2 separate regions of the Homo sapiens genome follow, and region 2 is linked to region 1. The links are chromatin loops, found by intact Hi-C in ENCODE. Cell type or tissue: K562. All regions are shown on one strand.

The links. Hi-C counts contacts between places; a loop is a spot of excess contacts. Peaks named below come from ENCODE experiments on the same cell type or tissue, not always from the same donor. Only the 100,000 strongest peaks of a DNase experiment are listed, where the experiment ranks them.
Region 2: it touches region 1 in a loop (5-fold over the local background); 8 of 110 quality-filtered maps call a loop at or near these places.

Annotation. Positions count from the first base shown.
Region 1 is chr7:44,587,084-44,589,583 of GRCh38, forward strand. No RefSeq gene overlaps it. Among named protein-coding and RNA genes, the nearest start is that of TMED4, 6.1 kb to the left of the region's middle. RefSeq lists an enhancer at 1,306-1,355. In K562, a CTCF peak has its summit at 1,199 (motif pointing right); no DNase peak of the experiment used is centred here.
Region 2 is chr7:44,966,317-44,968,816 of GRCh38, forward strand. MYO1G (myosin IG) reads right to left here. Exons shown (of 22, transcript NM_033054.3): 13 at 1,568-1,642; 14 at 1,289-1,421; 15 at 356-522. Among named protein-coding and RNA genes, the nearest start is that of MYO1G, 11 kb to the right of the region's middle. In K562, a CTCF peak has its summit at 1,345 (motif pointing right); DNase peaks (open chromatin) are centred at 754 and 1,385.

The sequences.
Region 1 (2,500 bases):
GGAGGCTGAGGTGGGAGGATCACTTCAGCCTGGGAGGCAGAGGTTGCAGTGAACCGAGATTGTGCCACTGCACTCTAGGCCTGGGTGAGAGTGAGGCTCTGTCTCAAAAAACAAGAACAACAGCAACAAAAATCCTTGTCTCCATGGCTTTATCTTGATTGTCGTCTGCCAAACAAGATAAATAAAGAAATATAGAGCATGTCAGATGGAGATAAGTATCAAGAATAAAAATAAGGCAGGGAAGAAGAAAGTATAGTGGACTTAGGCCAGGCGCAGTGGCTCACGCCTGTAATCCCGACACTTTGGGAGGCTGAGGCAGGGGGATCACGAGGTCAGGAGATCAAGACCATCCTAGCTAACATGGTGAAACCCCGTCTCTACTAAAAAAATACAAAAAAATTAGCTGGGCGTGGTGGCGGGTGTCTGTAGTCCCAGCTACTCGGGAGGCTGAGGCAGGAGAATGGCGTGAACCTGGGAGGTGGGCTTGCAGGAAGCCAAGATCGCGCCACTGCGCTCCAGCCTGGGCGACACAGCGAGACTCCATCTTAAAAAAAAAAAAAAAAAAGAGAGTATAGTGGACATAATGGGGGACCAGAAGACATGTCCATGTTTGAATCACTGGAACCTGTGAATGTGACCTTATGTGGAAAAAGAGTCTTTGCAGATGTAATTCAGGATTTTGAGACTTGATAATCCTGGATTAACCAGGTGGACCCTAAATCCAATGACAGGTGTCCTTATAAGAGATAAGAAATACCTCACCTAATAATAACTACTATTAGAACAACAAAAACAGAAAATAAATTGTAGAAGAGTGTTAAATAATTAAAAGTAGAACAATCATATACCCCAGCAGTCCCACCTGTAAGTATTTATCCAAAGGAAGTAAAGTCAGGATCTGGAAAAGATACCTACACGCCCATTTTCATAGCAGCATTATTCACAGTAGCCAAGAGGTGGAAGCAATGTAAATATACATTGTACCTACCGCAAAATGTGGTATATACATACAATGCAGTATTATCAAGCCATAAAAAGGGATGAAATTCTGATTCATGCTACAACATGGATGAAACTTAACATTATGCTAAGTAGTATAAGTCAATCACAGAAAGACAATTGCCATATGATTCCATTTAGATAAAGTGTCTAAAGTAGTCAAAATCATAGAAGCAAAAAGTAGAATGGTTACCTGCGGGGGGAGCTGTTGTCTAATGGGTACAGAGTTTCAGATTAGCAAAATGAAAAAGTTCTGGACATCTGTTTCATAACAATGTGAATATATTTAACATACTGAACTGCACACCTAAAAATGGTTAACATGGCCAGGCGTGGTGGCTCACGCCTATAATCCCAGCACTTTGGGAGGCCAAGGCAGGAGGATTGCTTGAGCTGAGGAGTTTGAGACCAGCCTAGGCAACATAGAGAAACCCTGTCTCTACAAAAAATGTAAAAATTAGCCAAGTGTGGTGGCACATGCCAGTGGTCCCCAGTTACTTGGGAGAGTCAGATGGGAGGATGTCACGAGCCCAGGAGGTTGAGGCTGCAGTGAGCTGTGATTGTAACACTGCATTCCAGCCTGGGCAACAGAGTCTCAAAAAAAAGGTTAAGATGGTAAATTTTATGTTAAGTGTTTTTTTCTCTAAATACAAAAAAAAAATGTAAAAAAAAAAAAAAGAAAAGGAGGCACTATGATCACAGAGGCAGACACTGGAATAATAATGCTGCCATAAGCCAAGGCATGCCTGGAGCCACCAGAAACTGGAAGGGACAGGAAAAAAAGTCTCCCCGAGAGCCTAGGAAGTGCAGCCCTGCCCACTCCTCACTTCGGACTTCTGCCGTCCGTGACTGAGAGAGAGAATACATGTCTTTTTTTTTTTTTTTTTTTTTTTTTTTGAGATGGGAGTTTCACTCTTGTCGCCCAGGCTGGAGTACAATGGCGTGATCTCGGCTCACTGTAACCTCCGCCTCCTGGGTTCAAACAATTCTCCTGCCTCAGCCTCCCAAGTAGCTAGGATTACAGGCACCTGCCACAACGCCCAGCTAATTTTTGTATTTTTAGTAGAGACGGCGTTTCACCATATCAGCCAGGCTGGTCTCGAACTCCTAACCTCATGATCCGCCCACCTCAGCCTCCCAAAGTGCTGGGATTACAGGCATGAGCCACCGCACCTGGCCTTGTTGTTTTAATCTATCATGTTTCTGGTAATTTGTTATGGCAGCCACAGGAAACTAAAATGTAAGGAGTGTTTAGTTGGAGGTGTGGGTGGGTACAATTTTAGACAGAGTGGCAGTAAGGCTCCCCAAGAAGGTGCCAGATGAAAGGCCCCTCAGGAGGGGCAGTCGTGTGTATGCCTGGGAAAAGAGTGAAGGCTGGAGGCTAATGCATGTCTGGTGAATTAGGAGGGCAAGGAAGCCAGCGGGGCAGGAGGACAGCATGTGAGAACGTCAGAGGAAAAGAGTCACAGATGGGCTGGCCTTTTAGAACATCTGAAGGACT
Region 2 (2,500 bases), 380 kb after region 1:
GGGGGAGAGATGATGGAGCCCACCCTGCCCACCCCACACCTGGGGAGATGGCAGGGATACAGAGTGTGTTCCTGGAGCACTTATGACACCTGTGCACATATGTCTTCCCATACACATGTCCTCACATACATGTCCTCACACAGCCCTCATACCCATGTTCCCACCTGTATGTCCCCACATGCATGTGCTCACACACATGTCTTCCCAGATATTTTGGTGTCTTGAGGCCAGCAGCGTGCTGGTTCCTGCTTGTATCGATGTTTGCGACGTGCTGTTTGGGGACCCTCTGCTCCTACCCCTTGGACTCCACACAGGGACTATGGCCCATGGAGTGATGGGTGTCAGGTGCCAGTACCTGAGCAGGAATCGAGAGTAGGGCTGGCGGGAAGCGAAGCCAGCCCTGCGGACCCTCACATTCTCCAGCAGCCCCAGGTATGCGACCTGGTGGCGACAGTGGTTCTCATCCAGCTTCCCAGCTACCTTGTCCTCATTGGGCTTGATGCAGCGGACGTAGAAGGGCTCCTGCAGGGACAGAGGGGACTTGGAGAGGGTCTGCGCCAGCAGCACTGTGCACCCTGCCCCACACCAGGGGCTTCCTAACCCCTCAAGGTCCCAGGCCAGGAGAAGAGTTGGGAACAAAGAAGGGAAATCAGCAGAACAAGGGCCCTGGAAGCCCTAAGTGCTGGGCAGAGGCCAGCAAGGCCAGGTTCAGAGCCAGGTTCCAGCCCCTGGTCGGGGGGTGGGGAGGTGGGCGTGGCAGGGGCAGGAGCAGGCCTCGCCCCATCTGCCTTCCTTCTCTCCTTCCAAAAGGGGCTGACATCTCTGGATGTTCTGTAGTTAAGCTCACCCTAACATGTCCTCTCCCTGACCCTTCACCTGTTCCTCTTCTGACTTTTGACCCAAAGCTCCCCAAGAAAGCTTGTGCCAGTTTCCTGTCTCTCTGGCCCCACCTGCCAGAAGAATCCTGGGTTTTTGCCAAGAGCTGGGCTGGGCCAAGCCAGCCTCTCAGCAGGGTCTCCCCAAACCCCTCCCTGTTCAAGAGACAATGGGGCGAGGAGAAGCCTGGGTTCCCCATGATTGATCAAGCCTCAGCCCAGCCCCTGAGGCCCCACATCTCACCTGTGCAGTGGGTGGGGTCCACTGCTGGAGCAGATGTGGCTCATACAGACAGGACAAGAACCCTCTCCCCACCACTATGATGTACAGAGGTGGTTGGGACCCTACTTGGCACCGAGGGCACAGAGAGAAGGATCCGGAACAGCCAGAGTGGGAGAGGGGTGGAACATACCTTGGAGGCAAGGTTCTCCACCAGGGCCACCATGGAGTTCTTGAAGAGTGTGCCAGCCGTCAGGGGGCGCTTGGTCACCTCTGTGATGTCCTGCTGCCCGTCCGGCCACATGGCCCGTAGAGTGGGGTCCGTGCTGCAGACACAGGCCGAATTCCCAGCCATCCTCTGGGAGAGCAGCCCCACCCACCCACGTCCTGACGCTAGTCAATGCCTGACCCCAGAGTCTCTGGGGCCCCAGGGCCCTGGCCCTCCCTATGGTGCCCAGCAAGCCGTGCTCACCTGTTGTACAGCAGCCGCTTGAAGTCCTGGAAGAGGAAATCTCTGTTCTTGTCGATGAAGCCTTCCACGGAGTACCTACCAGAAGCCAGGGCTGGTGAGGGAGCAGGGGCGGGGGCTGCCAGGCCAGAGTGCTAATGACCCCAGCAGCCCCCACTCTCTTCCCATCTGCCTCTGTTCCCATAGGTCAGTCTCTCTTCCTCCCTCTGCCTTGGCTCCTCTCCTCCTTCCCCCTCACACCTGCTTTCTCTTTCGTCATGTAAGACTCCCTCCCTCAGGAGACATTTCTCTCCTGGAAGATGAATCGAGTGGTTAAGCCCCCAGCTCTGAAGCCAAATGTCCTAGCACCGAGTCCTGCTTCTACCACATGCATGCTGTGTGACTTTGCCTAAGCCACTCAACCTCTCTGTGCTTCAGTGTACATCAGTTGCTCAGAACAGTGCCTACTGAATTTTGATAAACATCAGCGACTACAACTATGACTAGGAACTCCTGAGTCCTGGGCCTATTTTGATCTGTGGGCACTGAGAGCCTCAGAATCACTGTCTAGTTCTTGGACTGCTAGAAAGGTCAGTGCCAAATCTTGGCTCCAACTGCAGCACCTATGAAGGCTCAGGGAATGGATTTTTTTTTTTTTTTTTTGAGAAATAGTCTCACTCTCTTGCCCAGGCTGGAGTGCAGTGGTGCGATCTCAGTTCGCCACAACCTCTACCTCCCAGGTTCAAGCAGTTCTTGTGCCTCAGCCTCCCGAGCAACTGGCATTACAGGCACGCGTCATCGTGCCCGGATAATTTTTATATTTTTAGTACAGATGAGGTTTTGCCATGTTGGCCAGGCTGGTCTCGAACTCTTGGCCTCAGGTGATCCACCCACTTTGGCCTCCCAAAGTGCTGGGGTTACAGGCATGAGCGACCTCATGGGTGTAGATTTTGCGAA